5 separate regions of the Homo sapiens genome follow, and all the other regions are linked to region 4. The links are chromatin contacts, found by Hi-C or POLR2A ChIA-PET in ENCODE. All regions are on one chromosome and are shown on one strand. Each heading gives the region's core, a stretch centred on a gene start or an enhancer-like site at or near the end of the contact. The rest is flanking DNA. Distances are from core to core; before and after follow the strand shown. Region 1 holds the start of GART (phosphoribosylglycinamide formyltransferase, phosphoribosylglycinamide synthetase, phosphoribosylaminoimidazole synthetase). Region 2 holds the start of DONSON (DNA replication fork stabilization factor DONSON). Region 3 overlaps LINC00649 (long intergenic non-protein coding RNA 649). Region 4 holds the start of CBR3-AS1 (CBR3 antisense RNA 1). Region 5 holds the start of ITSN1 (intersectin 1).

Evidence for each region. Hi-C counts contacts between places; a loop is a spot of excess contacts on that map. ChIA-PET counts read pairs that join two places held with the same protein, here RNA polymerase II (POLR2A). Pooled maps may share reads with other maps.
Region 1: a loop to region 4 is called in a map of B cell, with 27 times the contacts of the local background. The contact joins the promoter of GART here to the promoter of CBR3-AS1 in region 4. A Hi-C loop is called at or near these places in 4 of 168 maps with a recorded cell type or tissue (B cell, CD14-positive monocyte and naive thymus-derived CD4-positive, alpha-beta T cell) and 12 of 50 pooled maps.
Region 2: a map of naive thymus-derived CD4-positive, alpha-beta T cell shows a loop between it and region 4 (8-fold over the local background). The contact joins the promoter of DONSON here to the promoter of CBR3-AS1 in region 4. A Hi-C loop is called at or near these places in 1 of 168 maps with a recorded cell type or tissue (naive thymus-derived CD4-positive, alpha-beta T cell), 1 of 37 single-sample maps with no recorded cell type and 6 of 50 pooled maps.
Region 3: a loop to region 4 is called in a pooled map, with 5 times the contacts of the local background. The contact joins the enhancer-like site here to the promoter of CBR3-AS1 in region 4. A Hi-C loop is called at or near these places in 5 of 50 pooled maps. POLR2A ChIA-PET finds 5 or more read pairs at or near these places in 2 of 52 experiments (B cell and activated CD4-positive, alpha-beta T cell).
Region 5: a map of ascending aorta shows a loop between it and region 4 (21-fold over the local background). The contact joins the promoter of ITSN1 here to the promoter of CBR3-AS1 in region 4. A Hi-C loop is called at or near these places in 5 of 168 maps with a recorded cell type or tissue (CD4-positive, alpha-beta memory T cell, CD8-positive, alpha-beta T cell, ascending aorta and 2 more), 10 of 37 single-sample maps with no recorded cell type and 17 of 50 pooled maps.

Annotation. Positions count from the first base shown.
Region 1 is chr21:33,540,811-33,543,510 of GRCh38, reverse strand. GART (phosphoribosylglycinamide formyltransferase, phosphoribosylglycinamide synthetase, phosphoribosylaminoimidazole synthetase) reads left to right here and starts at 1,394. Exons shown (of 22, transcript NM_000819.5): 1 at 1,394-1,446. It overlaps SON (SON DNA and RNA binding protein), which reads right to left and starts at 473. Exons shown (of 12, transcript NM_138927.4): 1 at 342-473. The coding sequence starts at 418. RefSeq lists silencers at 99-188, 1,229-1,518 and enhancers at 369-428, 333-1,064, 629-1,078.
Region 2 is chr21:33,587,300-33,589,999 of GRCh38, reverse strand. DONSON (DNA replication fork stabilization factor DONSON) reads left to right here and starts at 1,316. Exons shown (of 10, transcript NM_017613.4): 1 at 1,316-1,679; 2 at 2,398-2,478. The coding sequence starts at 1,359. CRYZL1 (crystallin zeta like 1) reads left to right here. Exons shown (of 13, transcript NM_145858.3): 13 at 79-659. The coding sequence ends at 178. RefSeq lists an enhancer at 1,128-1,627 and a silencer at 1,086-1,775.
Region 3 is chr21:33,946,459-33,949,158 of GRCh38, reverse strand. All of the region lies in intron 2 of LINC00649 (long intergenic non-protein coding RNA 649), which reads right to left. Among named protein-coding and RNA genes, the nearest start is that of LINC00649, 17 kb to the right of the region's middle. RefSeq lists enhancers at 369-428, 959-1,438, 613-1,812 and a silencer at 1,280-1,574. Within about 2 kb of position 1,303, at least 39 of the 41 ENCODE cell types and tissues checked have a DNase peak (open chromatin) inside an H3K27ac peak, as active enhancers do; they include B cell, where a contact is called at or near this core.
Region 4 is chr21:36,154,882-36,157,581 of GRCh38, reverse strand. It overlaps CBR3-AS1 (CBR3 antisense RNA 1), which reads left to right and starts at 1,274. Exons shown (of 3, transcript NR_038893.1): 1 at 1,274-1,365. It overlaps DOP1B (DOP1 leucine zipper like protein B), which reads right to left and starts at 758. Exons shown (of 37, transcript NM_001320714.2): 1 at 639-758. RefSeq lists silencers at 264-563, 594-1,143 and enhancers at 1,324-1,383, 1,464-1,513, 898-1,564, 1,565-2,232.
Region 5 is chr21:33,641,139-33,643,838 of GRCh38, reverse strand. It overlaps ITSN1 (intersectin 1), which reads right to left and starts at 1,338. Exons shown (of 40, transcript NM_003024.3): 1 at 1,126-1,338. CRYZL1 (crystallin zeta like 1) reads left to right here and starts at 2,098. Exons shown (of 13, transcript NM_145858.3): 1 at 2,098-2,158. RefSeq lists silencers at 580-709, 1,030-1,129, 1,140-1,479 and an enhancer at 1,950-2,359.

The DNA of each region.
Region 1 (2,700 bases), core at 145-2,644, 2.6 Mb after region 4:
AGCTGAGGAAGGAACTAGGCCCGTCCCTGGCGGACAACCGGGCCTACGAGTAGCTAAACGGCAGGGGGGACCCAAACAGGGGAGAAGGGTGAACATCTTAACTCGGTTCTGAAACAGGGAGTCTTGGGTTACCTCGGAAAAGGCGAAGTTCCTCGAGGGAAAAGGAAGGGAGCGGCTGGGGGGGCGGTTGGGGGGGGCCCGGAAAATGGATCCCAGGCCCAGGCGGGGCCCTAGCGGGGCCTGAGCCGGGGAACGACTGCGTCTCCGAAGAAAGGTGCCAAAGAAGGCTAGGTGAGGGCCTAACGGTCCGTTGGGAGCAGAAGAATCTGGGAGGCGTTTACCTGGAAAGCTCCTGTTGAATTTCCCGGAATTTACTGACCACGAAAGACCTAAAAATCTGCTCGATGTTGGTCGCCATGGCGTCCGCTCCGTTCTCTCAACTCCTCCTCGCTAGTCCTCCAGGCTCCCAGCATGCCTCGGGAGGAGGCGCACGGGCCAATTCGGTCTCTCGCCTTCCTGATTGGCTCCAAAGGGAATGCCCGGTCCGGCCCGCTCCACCGAGGGACCAATCAGTGAGCACGGCCCTGCTCTCCTCTGCTGTTTCTGAGCGGCTGGGGTAGAGGTGCTGACGTTTGCGCCGCGCACGACTATGTCCGCCATGTTAGTGTCTGACGCAGGCGCCATTACAGGAGCCGTCTCTCTTGAGGCGACCGTGTCCGCATAAGTTGTCAGTCCCCAGCAGTGTTTGGGAGCCTTAACAGGCTTGCTAAGTGCCTGAGATTAAAGGCGAAGAGGAAGAAGAGCAAGAAGGGCAACCCGGTGTTTAACACACGGCTTTCAGGCGCTCTCAGGTGGCGCCAAGTTCAGTTTCGACAGGGATATGCATCCGGGAGAGAATTTTTCAGCCCCCGCCCCCACTGGCATGTGAGAGGAGGAACTCGCTGTTGCCCTGTGTCTTCCCCAGTGCGTTCTATAACCAGCCTCATTTTTTTTTTTAGCAATAGGCCGGATGTCCTAAGCGACCGGCATTCAAAGCCCGGTGCATTTTAGTCTCATCAGGAGTCAGGCGTGTCACGAGATTTTTCCGCGGTAGCTGCTCAGCTCTGACTCGTGAGCGGCGCACAATTGGCTAAGAATGGGTTTAGCATTTTGGCGCTCCCCCCCGGCGCTCCTGGAAACACTGCGTGGCACCCCGTACCACTGTCACATTATAAACGTGCTAAGGCTTGGGTGTCTCGGCTGGGGAGCAGTCAGGCAGCGCCCAGGGCGGGAGGGAATCAGACTAGATTCTCGCCGCGGAGACCCAGGGCCGCGCGGACCAATGGGGCAGGGAAGCCGTCGTAGGGCGGGGCAGTGAGGGGCGGTGCCGCGCTGGTCCCGCGCCGGTCCCGGTGGGCCGACTTCCGGCGAGCGGGCAAGCGGGAACCAGGTGGCCACCCGGTGTCGGTGCGTAAACCCCCTCCGCTTTTACACGGAGCGCGCTTAGGCTTTGGTTTGGGGATTTAAGATCGCGAACTGAGTGAAACCATAGAAACTGATTTGTAGAAATTTTCCTGTTGTTTGTAAATGCGGTGGGTGGGGGTTGGCCATGTGCTTTTCACTTGCTACTGTTAGCTGGTTTCTATTTGCTCTTTTACTTTTCCTGTTTTCTAAGATGTCAAGGCCTTTTTGTGTCTTTATACATTTTTAGGACATAACCCTAAATTGGTGTACTTTCTCTTTATGCACCCGTTGTCTCTGGCAGATTACTTGGTTAATTTTGTAGTTGGTTTCTACTTTATTCTCCATATCCTCTGATACGGCTTTATTTGCCTGTCTTATTCTGCTTATGTTACCCATTCTGAGGAATGAGGCCCAAGGTTAGTGAAGTCCCCCAAGGTCTTCCTGCTAGTATGGGGCAGCGTCTCTACCCAGGCCAAGGCGCTGTGTGAGACTCAGGAGCCCAGGCGTCCTCACCACTGGGTAGTAAGGCTATTTTCAGTGATCCACTAGAGTAAACAGAATTTTCCCACACTACTGCTATATTCAAACTAAAGATGTAACATTTGCTCTAGATTTAAAGATCTGTTTATTTCTGGCCGGATGTGATGTAATCCCAGCACTTGGGAGGCCAAGGTGGGTTGACCATTGGAGGTCAGGAGTTCGAGACCAGCCTGGCCAACGTAGTGAAACCCCGTCGCTACTAAAAATACAAAAATTCGCCTGGCGTGGCGGCGCACGCCCGTAATCCCAGCTACTTGGGAGGCTGTGAGGCAAGAGAATCGCTTGAACCCGGGAGGCGGAGGTTGTAGTGAGCTGAGATCACACCACTGCCCTCCAGCCTGGGCGACAGAGAGAGACTGTCTAAACAAATAAATAAATAAATAAAATAAAAAATCTGTTTATTTCAGATACACATGGCAAGTAAAATGTGTTTTCCCGTTACACTAAAGTAGCTGTTCCTTCCGAGACTGTAATTTAACAGGGTTTTTTTTTTTCCTTTCTCAAATTTTCAATGATCATCGTTTCACTTGTTGAGAGAATCTGAAGCAAAATTGCTTCTGTTAGGCTCCACCCCCTCTTACCTGTGTGACCTCCAGCAAGTTATTTACCTATCTGGGCCTCCTTGTCTTATCTGCAAATTGGTGATAGTAATAGTATCTCCCTCATAGGATTCTTTCATGACAAGCATTTTAAATAGTACCCTGCCCAAGGTTAAGT
Region 2 (2,700 bases), core at 67-2,566, 2.6 Mb after region 4:
AGCATTTGTCATATACCACCCTGTTTGTTCTACTTATCTTTAACTAGACCTGACATTTCTAATTTCATTCCTTCTCAGACCTCAGTTGGATGAACCCATTCCACTGTATGAGGCAAAAGTTTCCATGGAAGCTGTTCAGAAAAATCAAGGAAGAAAAAAGCAAGTTGTTCAATTTTAATTTTCTTCTTTCTCAGACCTCAGTCGGATGAACATATTCCAGTATTTGAAGCCAGAATTTTCTTTGGAAATTGTTGAGAAAAACCAAGGAAGATAAAACAAGTTGCATTTTTAAGCACGTTTCTCTGCTAAGACAAGATGCTCAGTTGACACATTTGAAAAGTGTTTGAAAAATTCTTGTGCAAATGATCAAGATAATTCTATAATTAACATCTTAAGGGAATTTTTCTAAAAACCTTTTCATTGTTTCTATATATTTTGCCCCTGCTATAAAATTCCTTCCATGAAGAAAACTGCTGCTTTCAGCAAAAGTCACACTACTCTTGATAAAAGCTGTTGCAGGCCTTTGCTAAGCTATCAAAGTAACGTATTAATTTTGTATCAACTCCGTTCTCAACACCTTCCTTAAGTCTTTGCTGTCATAATTTAAGCATTTGAGTATATTTTGAAGTCTTAAAAGACTTAGCCCATAGGCACTTAAATTTTGTGTTTTCAACTATTCATTCACTCCGGCTTTCCCCAGGATCAAAGAAGATCCCATTAACTTGCCAGTGGCAGCTGCCTGGAAGTCTGAGATGACCAGGCACTGGGAACGGGGAAGGGAGGGATGTCGGTAGGCTGCGCTGGCATAGGAAGCGTGCTGACGTCTTATCTGAGTTCTCTGGGGGTTGAGGAAGGTGGCCTAGTCCCCTCTCCTCGCCTCTTGAGAGCAGTAGCCACTGCCCTCTCTTAAGTTTATGGAAGCAGCAGCCCATCGCCGCAGCTCAAGTTTGTTTCCTTTTCATCCAGGCGCCAAACCCCGGGCTGATCACATCCCTGCTGCGGGCTTAAATAGAGTTAAGCTATTTCGGTGCCCCACAGGGTAGTGCACATCAGCGCCCTGGATCGCATACTTTCCAGAAGCGTCGCTGAACCTGGCGACTGGACTCTGGCCGAGGACCTGGCAGAAGCGCCAGGGCAGGGTCACCGCTGGGACAGTGGGCGTTGACGGCCACCCGGGATCGCCGCTGCGGGCTGCGTCTCGCGGGCTGCCCACTGCGCATGCTCCGCTCGGAACCGGCGGGGGCGGAGGCGGGGCCGCGTCGGGGGCGGGAGCTCGGCGAGGCGCCACGTCAGGGGCGGGCCCGGCGCGCGCGGGAAGTCTCTGTAGGGCGGCCGGCTACCCTCAGCCGCCGCGCGTCATGGCCCTTTCGGTGCCCGGCTACTCACCGGGCTTCCGAAAGCCGCCCGAGGTAGTGCGGCTCCGACGGAAAAGGGCCCGGAGCCGTGGAGCTGCCGCCTCCCCGCCCCGTGAGCTGACGGAGCCGGCGGCCCGCCGAGCCGCCCTGGTGGCGGGGCTGCCTCTTCGCCCTTTCCCTGCTGCGGGGGGCAGAGGCGGTGGCAGCGGCGGCGGCCCGGCCGCTGCTCGGAGGAACCCCTTCGCCCGCCTGGACAACCGACCGCGGGTCGCCGCGGAGCCCCCCGACGGGCCGGCCCGCGAGCAGCCGGAGGCCCCGGTCCCGGTGAGTGTCTTGTAGCCTGGCCGCCAAGGGGCTCTTGTCTTTCGTGGGTTGAGCCAGCTGTGAATGGGGGATGGAAAGTCCTCGCGTTCGAGGCAAGGAAATGGGCGCGAAGACTTCGGCCGCCCGTGGCCTTAGGGTACCCCGCCCTGGGAGCCGCGATTCTGGCAAGGCCGGGTTTGTGGGAAGAGCGCTCCCCTGGCTACCCCGCTGCGGGCTGTGCTCACGGGACGCGTTCCCGAGGAAAGTGAGGGGGCCCCAGAGGGCAGCGAGGAGCCCCTTGGAGAGGACTTAGAGGTGACTTGGAAAAGAGCTCGAAAAACCCTGAGAGCCCCCATCTTGCAAGGACGCTGTTCGATGGGGCAGGTGACAAGCCCTGCTTCCCCCGTGATTTAGGGCCTCCCTTCTCTCACGCACTCCAAATTATTCTGGAGATGGGGGAATGTCGAGGATTCGTGGGGTCAGAATTCACTAGCATCTGTCTTACCCAAAGCCTTTTGGATCTTTCGGTTTGAAACGCCGGTCCCTGTTCCCCTCAATTTTGATACTAAAGTTCAGACACAAAACTGAAGTGTTGAAACTCATAGATTGGATGGGGTGCCTCTGAATTTAGGTGTACTTGCGTTTATTGAGAAACATGTATGCCAGGTGAGGCTCTGTACATATTTAACGCAAACTTCAGCATCCTTTAAATTTTAAAGGAGAATATATTTAACCTCAGTTTTTAGATTCTAATCAAGAAAATGATTTGCTATGGGAAGAGAAGTTTCCTGAAAGAACAACTGTTACTGAATTACCTCAGGTAATACTTTTTAAATATCATTAGAATGTGTATTTGTATAAACTTTTTTTTCATAGGATTTGAGCCTATTTTTAAAAATACATTTATACTTCTCAGAAGCATTTTGCTTGGAAAGTAGTTTTACAGAGAGGCTTGATCATCTCAACCAGGGATGAAAATACCGCATCAGCCAAGGTAAAGGAGTTGGTTTGATACAGTAATGATGACTGTAAAGATAGCCAG
Region 3 (2,700 bases), core at 54-2,553, 2.2 Mb after region 4:
ATCCTGGTAATACCTGCCATCGAATAAACACCATGGCCAGCCATAGAGACGCATGATCACACTCGGTCATCCCAACAACCCAGCCAGACTGTTCTTGTGAACACCCTTTCCAGAAATGGGGACAGTCTCGTGCCAAGATGCCAAAATGGGTGGGGGGAAGAGAAAGGGTTTGGGTCCAGGTCTGTCTAATTCGAAGGCTGCTTCTGGCACTTCCCCAGCTCACGAAGCCTGCTGCCTCTTGACAGGAAGTAAAAGGCACAGACAGATGGTGCTCTGGTGGAGCCCTGCCCAGAAAATGGCCACTTCCGGAGCAAAACTGCCACAGCAACAGGCCTTGTCAACAGCAGCCTCCAACCGTTAACCACAGGGCCATCTCACCTCTAGAAATCAGCTCCCTTTTATCCACACATCCCTACACACAAACAATAACTCCATCACCCAGGAGACCACAGAACAAAGGCAACGAGAGAGAGGGACAGAATGGGGCATAAATAAGATGCTGGATGGGCAGACAGGAAAAAAACACTTCAAGGCAGAGCACACCAGGATGTATTAGAAAGGAGTATTTGACACGCAGGCTTTTAGATGAAGCCTACCCTCCTTACGTGGGGAGTATACACAAATGAGTCTGTATTTTCAACTACGTCACATGCACCGCCTTGCAACCCAAAACAATATTTGTGCTTCAGGGGCTGCACTGCGCTGTTTTATACACAGAATCACCTGGCACAGCTCCTGTCCCTGAGATGCAAATTAATGTTCTCATGTAGTGGGGGGAAGGGGTCGAGAGGAGGCGAGGGGGAGGGGAGCAAATGTGCTCTGCAGGCCACACTCAGGCATTGACATCGCTGGGCATGATAGGCGCCGCCAGTGCTGTTGCTTAGCAACTCAATACCCTTCGAGAAAATCCAGCAGCCTCGCTGGCTTGCAGAAGCAGGCAGGGCTGGTTCAGCATGGCATTGGGCATGGAAAGATACTAACAGGTTTTTTTTTTCCAGTTATTAATAATCATTCTTCCTGATTTCCCATACAGATCGACATACCTGAGGGGACCCAGAGTCATCCACTACACTGGGGCTGGAAAAAGCCCAGGGTTTTTAAATTGCCTCCCAATCGGCTTCGGAGAGTAGTGGAATTTTACTGGCTGGTCCCATGACACTCCTTCCAGCCCCGGCCCTCACCACAACACAAAGGCAGAGCTCCACAGTGTGACTCACCAGCATACCTTCAGATCGTTGTTTGTCAGCCCATGTCATGAGTCATGGTTTCTTCAGCTTTCTTTTTTCTCAAAACTGAAACACTTGACATTTTACAATAGGGTTGGGGGGAGGCTTTTCATTTTTTTTTTTTAAGCCACTCTGTGGCTTTGTGTGCAAGTGTGGGGGCACGTGGGCAGAGGTGAGTAATGGATGCAAGAACAGGTAAACATGAGCAAGGTTCTCCACGCCATCAGCCACCTGGCAAGCCATCAGAGCTCAAGGAAGTTGTCATTTGTGTCGTGGAGGAATGGGAATACCCCTGGGCTATGTATCTTGGAAGAGACAAGGTGCTGGACAGCTTTCCACCCTCCATCTGTTGCATCCCAGCAGTGTAATGCTCCCTCTATTCCCACACACAAAGAGGTCGGCTTCATTTTGTGCCACGTGATAACAGCACCATGTAAGGCTTTAAGAAAAATCCTGCAGGAGTTACAAGAGACAAAGTACACTGCGACGTAAGATAAGAAAAAAAGAAGTGGAATTGCCACAGGGAAACTGTGCTGGGCCGAACAGTTGGTTGGTGGGTCCCTGGCTTTGGGTTCTGATTCTGACATAAATCGGGTGGGTGATGAGCTTCTTATTTGCATGGCTCATGCAAATATGCCATGATGTTATAAAGCACAACTTTCCTCCTCTCCATGAAGCCCTCAATCTCCAAATTTATTCACTTAGACAGCACAGTCTTTCCCCCAGAGTGTGAACCCCTCAAAGTCGGCACCATTTTATAAATCTCTTTATGGTATCAACCCAGCACATATCCAATACATACTAGATGCTCACTCATGCTGCCTGTGTGTATGGAGACATGGAGAAACAAAAATTAACTAAATCCAATTCACGTTTTGGAATCCTTATTTATTCCCATGCATTACAGGATAGATTCAATATGCCCTGTCAAGTCCCAGGAAAGTAATGAAGACCTAGGAAAGGATACAACAGAAAACGTTCTGAATGTTACACAATTTGAAATGCCATGATGTCATAAAGCATTCTTAGAAAAGGTAATAGTTGGCCGGAGGTGGTGGCTCACTCCTATAATCCCAGCACTTTGGGAGGCCGAGGCGGGCAAATCACCTGAGGTCAGGAATTCGAGACCAGCCTGACCAACAGGGTGAAACTCCGTCTCTACTACAGATACAAAAATTCGCCAGGCATCACCTGTAATCCCAGCTACTCGGGAGGCTGAGGCAGGAGAATTGTTTGAACCCAGCAGGGGGAGGTTGCAGTGAGCTGAGATGGCGCCACTGCACTCCAGCCTGGGTGACAGAGTGAAACTCTGTCTCAAAAAAGAAGAAAGAAAGAGAGAGAGAGAGAGAGAGAGAGAAAGGAAGGAAGGAAGGAAGGAAGGAAAGAAAGAAAGAAAGAAAGAAAAAGAAAGAAAGAAAGAAAGAAAGGAAAGAAAGAAAGAAAGAAAGAGAAAGAAAGAAAAGGTAATAACTAT
Region 4 (2,700 bases), core at 25-2,524:
CAAAGTCTTCCCAATTGTGGGGCTGCAGTCGCGAGTGTAAGGCAACACTGCGGGTAACAGTCCCCGCGAGCAGCCGGGAACCCTGCAGGGCGCAGGGGCCAGGCTGGCAGAGCGCGCACTGCGGCCCGGATCCCTTCTCCTGGGGACTGGCTGGAAGACTGGGGTCTTCCCCAACGAGGAAAGCCCTTAGTTCTCACAGGTCTGCGTCCCCAGCCTCCTCCCCAGCCAGGGCACCAGCAAACAAAGGCTGAGCGTCTCTTCGTGGGCCGGCCCCGGGAGGGCGCGCGGGCCGCGACCCACCCCTGGACCTGCACCTGCCGCCCCGCTCGGCGAGGGCGTGGCCGGCATCATATCCTCCGCGCCAGGGTCGGGTAACCCTAGGGGACCCCACCCAGTCTCCCCGCTGCCCTCCCGGTCTCCGGCCCCGAGCTCTCCGCCCCCGCACTGCAGCAGAGCGCGCCGCAGGCCCGGGCCGCGCGCCGGTAAGCCACCTGCACCCCGGGCCGCCCCACGGCGCCGCCCAAGCCCTCTGGACCCGGAGAAGGACCCGCGGGCCGGCGGGGAGGAGATGCCCGGCTCCTCCGGCTTCGCCCAGCGGCTGAGGACTGGACGCCGGACAGGGCGCAGGCACGACTTACCGCGGCAGTGGCCCTGTTGGCGGGCGCGCTCACGTGCGGCGCGGAGGAGCCCTCCGGGCTGGGGGAGAGAGACTGGGCAGGGCTGCGGCGCGGCCGGGAGCCAGAACCGCCGAGGAAGAGCCGGAGAACCAGCGGCAGCGGCTCTTCCCCACCGCGCGGGTCGGGGCGGAGCCTGGAAGCCGGGCCTCGGCGCTTGGGGCGGGGCTGGAAGGCGGGGCTGGACGCCTGGAGGCGGGCTCAGGGGCGGGACCTGGAGGTGGGCCATAGGCGCGCGGGGGCGGGGTTTCCGCGGGCGGGGCGGAACTAGAAGACGGGGCCTGACCGAAGGAGGCGGGATCAAGGGCGGGGCCTGGAAGTGGGCTGTCCCTACAGGGGCGGGGCCTCGGCTGGCCGGGCTAGGCTGGAAGGCGGGGCCTGACTCATGAAGGTGGGATCAAGGGCGGTGCCTGGAGGCGGGCCATAACAACAGGGGCGGGGCCTCGACGGGCTGGGCTGGACTGAAAGGCCAGGCTTGACTCACGGAGTCGGGGTCAGGGGCGGGGCCTGGAGGTGGGCCTTAGACGCGGGGGCGGGGCTTCGGCTTGGGAGCAGGGCTTGGGGAGGGCCCCGGCGTACTGGGGCGGTTCAGTCGCCTCAGCCGCGGTGTGAGGGAGCGGGAGTCTTCCTTAGCTTCTCCGCCATGGGTGTCGCTTCGTAGCCGGGCTGCTCCGGGAAAGGCCTCGTACAGGTGAGCGGGGCGGCGTTCGCGCCTCACCTGGGGACCCCCGACACAACCGAGTGGAAGGGGACATTGGTCAGTGCCCGCCCAAGGTCGTCCGCGCGTGTGTCGGCCCTCGGAGGTGCTTTGGAGTCACTCACAGAAACGGAGAAGCGGGGGCTCCTCGAAGGGTGCGCGGCACCTGGTTCACCCCATCTTTTCCCTCTGGACCACGTCCAAGCCCTCCACACACGTTTGGGGCGCAGGGGGCGCGGCGGGCTTGGGACCCCTGCTAAGTTGCCCCAGCCCGCACGGGCCTCAGGTTTCCGACCCTGGGCGACAGGAGAGGTGAGATCATTTCTACCTGGACAGAGCTTATCACGTGGACTGTGGCTCAGGAAGGAGACCTTGACGTCAACCTTAGAAAGCATTCATATCTCCAGACAATCACCAGCCCCTGCCTGCCATCCTCTCGAGCGCTGGGACCTAGACGGTCCAGTCCGACCGCTTCAGGGTAGGACGCACCTGGAGGGTGCGCGGTAGGCAGTGCTCACCTGAGCACAGGCCCTGTCCCCACCCAGCTGTGGCTCCAGCCAACCCGAAGTGGGCCACTTGTGGATGAAGGCTGTCATTTCTGCAGTGGCCTCGCTCCTTTTAACTCCCGAGCGTCCTTTAGAAATGTTCAGACCAGGTCTGGAGTTCGTGAAGGCGAGGCAGTGGTCAATGAGCTTGGGAGGTGGGGGAGGTCATGAGCACCTGGAAGTTGTTTAGAACACTTTGTGTATATGCATGTTTCTAGGGGAGGGGTATATTATCAGCTTCCAAAGTGGATCTATCACTTCCCTGGAAACACTAAGAATATTTTAATAGCTTGGGATGCTGGACCTGTGGCCCAGCCAGGCTGCTGATTCTGATTTTGTCTCCATTTGGCATATACCAAGTGCCCCAGATGTAAATCCTCTCATGGTCAATTTGAGGAATGGTCTTAAGATAGAAGCAGAGAGAAACGAAAAGATTGAGCCATAGTTAGCAGGAAAAAAAATTAATTTCATGAAAATTGATTTCCTAATGAGAATATGATAAACTGGTTTTACAAAAGCAGCAAACAAAACCAGCAAAAACCAAAAAACAACAAAAAAAAAACAAGAAGATGGCAAGCAGGTGAGTTTTTTTTTTTTTTAGGTTCTTCAAATCCTAGTCACACTCAACACTGCACTGAACAGAGATGAAAGAACTGCTTTACACTTAACATTGAAAAAAGAAGTAGTCTGTTTGTGCCAAAGCCACCATGCACATACAATCTGTGCCTTGTATTCATATACCACCTATCTGTAAAGGATTCCAGGTGTGTGTGCGTGTGGGGGG
Region 5 (2,700 bases), core at 89-2,588, 2.5 Mb after region 4:
ATCTACCCTCTTCATTGGCCTTGCCTTTATTATCTGTACGTTTTGATCAAGAGGAGCAGCAAGAGAAGAATGCCAACAGACAAGCACAAAGAAACGCATCTGGCCGGAGCCTGCATGTATCTAAATTTCCAGGTTGCTGCTGCCCTCAGAATAGCACTGATGATGGCAAAGTTCTAGAGGAAACTTTCATATTGAAGAGGCTATAAAAATCTCTATAGCCTCCAACTCCACAGAGAAGCCGCTAATCTATTTCTTCCAAAGCAAAGCCTTCTTGAGTCTGAATCACAACAAAAGATTGCCCATAGGAAATGTAATCTCCGAAGTTGTTTTCTAATCCCAAGGCAAGCAGAAGCGCAGGAAGGTGCGGCCGATTCCTCGCCGGTTTCCTTTTTTTGGGAATTCGGATTGCATTCGTGCAAGCAAGGGACTGCAATTGTGTCTTGGGTCCACACCACAAAACCGTGTCGGTGCGTAAGAAGGGAAGGGACGCGGCGGACCCGGGGACGCGCTCACAGGGCGCGGAAGACGCTCCCCTTTAAATGCCTTCAGGGGCGGCCCCGCGGCGCGCCCTGGGGCCGAACGGCATTGCCTGCCCTTCACTGACCCAGGATTCTGCAGGCTTGCGAGCGAGGGGCCGAGGAAGGAGCCGGGGCTCCAGGCAGAGGCGGCGCCGCTCCCGCCAACGCGGGTCCCCGGGAGGCCGGCGGGAGGCGAGGCCGGGCCGCCCCTCGCCGGCGGCCGAGGGCAGCGAGGTCAGCCCGGGAAGGAGCGGCCGCCCGGGGTCCCCGCGAGAGGAGGGAGCCCGCTCGGCGGCGGGGCCGCGGCGCCCATTCATCCCCACGCCCGTCCCGCGGCCGCCACCCCACGGCCCACCGCGGCCCCCGGCCTCCCAGTGCGGGTCCGCCCGCCACTCCGCCGCCACCCCCGAGGACGGGAAGGACAAGGCAGAGGGGCAGCCGCTGCCGTCTCTCGGGCGCGCGGCGAGGGGCTAAGGGCGGCCGGGGAGACAAGCGCCGGGCGCGGGACGGATGCCCCGGGCAGCCATCGCGCAGACCCCCGCGCCGACCCCCGCCCCCGCTGCAGCCGCCCGTGGTCCAGGCCGCCGCCTTGCAGCCCTCTCCTCACCTCATCTCCGGGCGGGTCCGCGCTGCCGCCCCAGGGACAAATCAGTGCCGCTCACGCGCCGCTGGGAGGGACGCAGGAGCCGCAGCCCCGCACACCATCCCCGCCCGCCTCTCTGTCCGTCCCGGAGCCCGCTCGGGATTCTTCCTCGCGAGCCGCCGTACTACGGAGCAACCAAGCTACGCTCCCTCCCCTGGCGCCTCCACTCTTCTCTACCTCCTTCGCTCCCTCCCTCGCTCCCTCGCTCCCGCCTATCTCCTCATCTCCCTCCGCTGCCTCCCCCGCCCCCCATCCACCATCCATCTCCGCCCATAAGTGGGTGGGGAAACCGCCAGCCAATTGGAAGAAGGGGCCCGCACCTTCTCACCACCCCCTACCACTGGCCCCGCCCACCGTGCGAACCCAAAGAGGGTGAGCCAAAGAAATGTAAGACAACAGAGTGACAAGCCGAATGAGCCAATCAGCAGGGGCTGTGTGGGGGCAGGATTAGCACTCTCCCCCTCCTCCCCATGTAGGCGTAACAGGAGATTTATGGTCTGAGGTTGCCTATCGTGGTTTATGGAGATTTTGTTGCACGATTTCGGTGCATCTGCTCGTTGCCGTGAGAGACACTAGATAGGATGCACTTAATTGACTTAATTATTGGAGGTTTTCAAGGAGAGAATAATGTGGAAAGGAAAAAGGCGAAGCACAACCCAAAGGGGTTGGCCGGGCCTATGGTTGGAATGAGGAAGGGTGTGGTCTTCGGCTAAAATTTGCATAAAACGGAACCCATCCGGGCGATTCCAACTTCGCCCATTTATTGGTAGTCCTTGGGGCGGGGCCTCGCCTCTTTCTCCGCCCCCGAGCGGAACATGACGGGAGATGTAGTTCCGAGACCGGTTGCCATGGCGTTCTGGACAGCCTCGCGAGTCCGACCCCGCCCTTCAGGAGTGACGAGCGGCCTGACCAATGGGAGCAGGGGGCGGGCTCTCTGACGAAGGACTGGAAGGTGGCGGTGGTGAAGGTGCAGGCCGTTGGGGCGGCTCAGAGGCAGGTGAGCCCCGGGAAACGCGTCCTGTGTCTTGGGAAACGGGCCTTTAAGCGAAAGGTGGAGAGATGCCCCACAGAACCGTGCAGCCCTGGGGAGGATGGTGGTTCGCGTCGAACCCTAACCTGGGACTTGTTCGGGCCCAGGCCTAGCTTAGCTGAGGCCGCTGAGGGGTGGGTAAGACTAGATTTGAGGGACAGTTTCCTGGACCTTGACGGGTTTTGATTGTAGGTCTTATCTCAGTTTGCATCTCCCTCTACTTTTATGGAGGCAGAGGTCTGGGAGTGCCCTTCCACTTAATCTCCCAGGTTGGGTTTTTCTCCTCTGCTTCTTGTTCCTAGAATTTGAGTGTCTTTTTCTTTCTCTGTTACTTCTTCTCAGCCACTTCTTTCTTCCTCATCACTTTGCTGTTTTCGGAAAGCAGTTAGTAGTTATTCGCTGTATGTGGCTTTTGAGCCAGATCGGCCCTCTTCATTATGCTAAACGGCGGAATCATCTGGAGCGAGATGTAAGCATCGCCTTGGGATAGGTCTGGGTCGGGGCCGAAC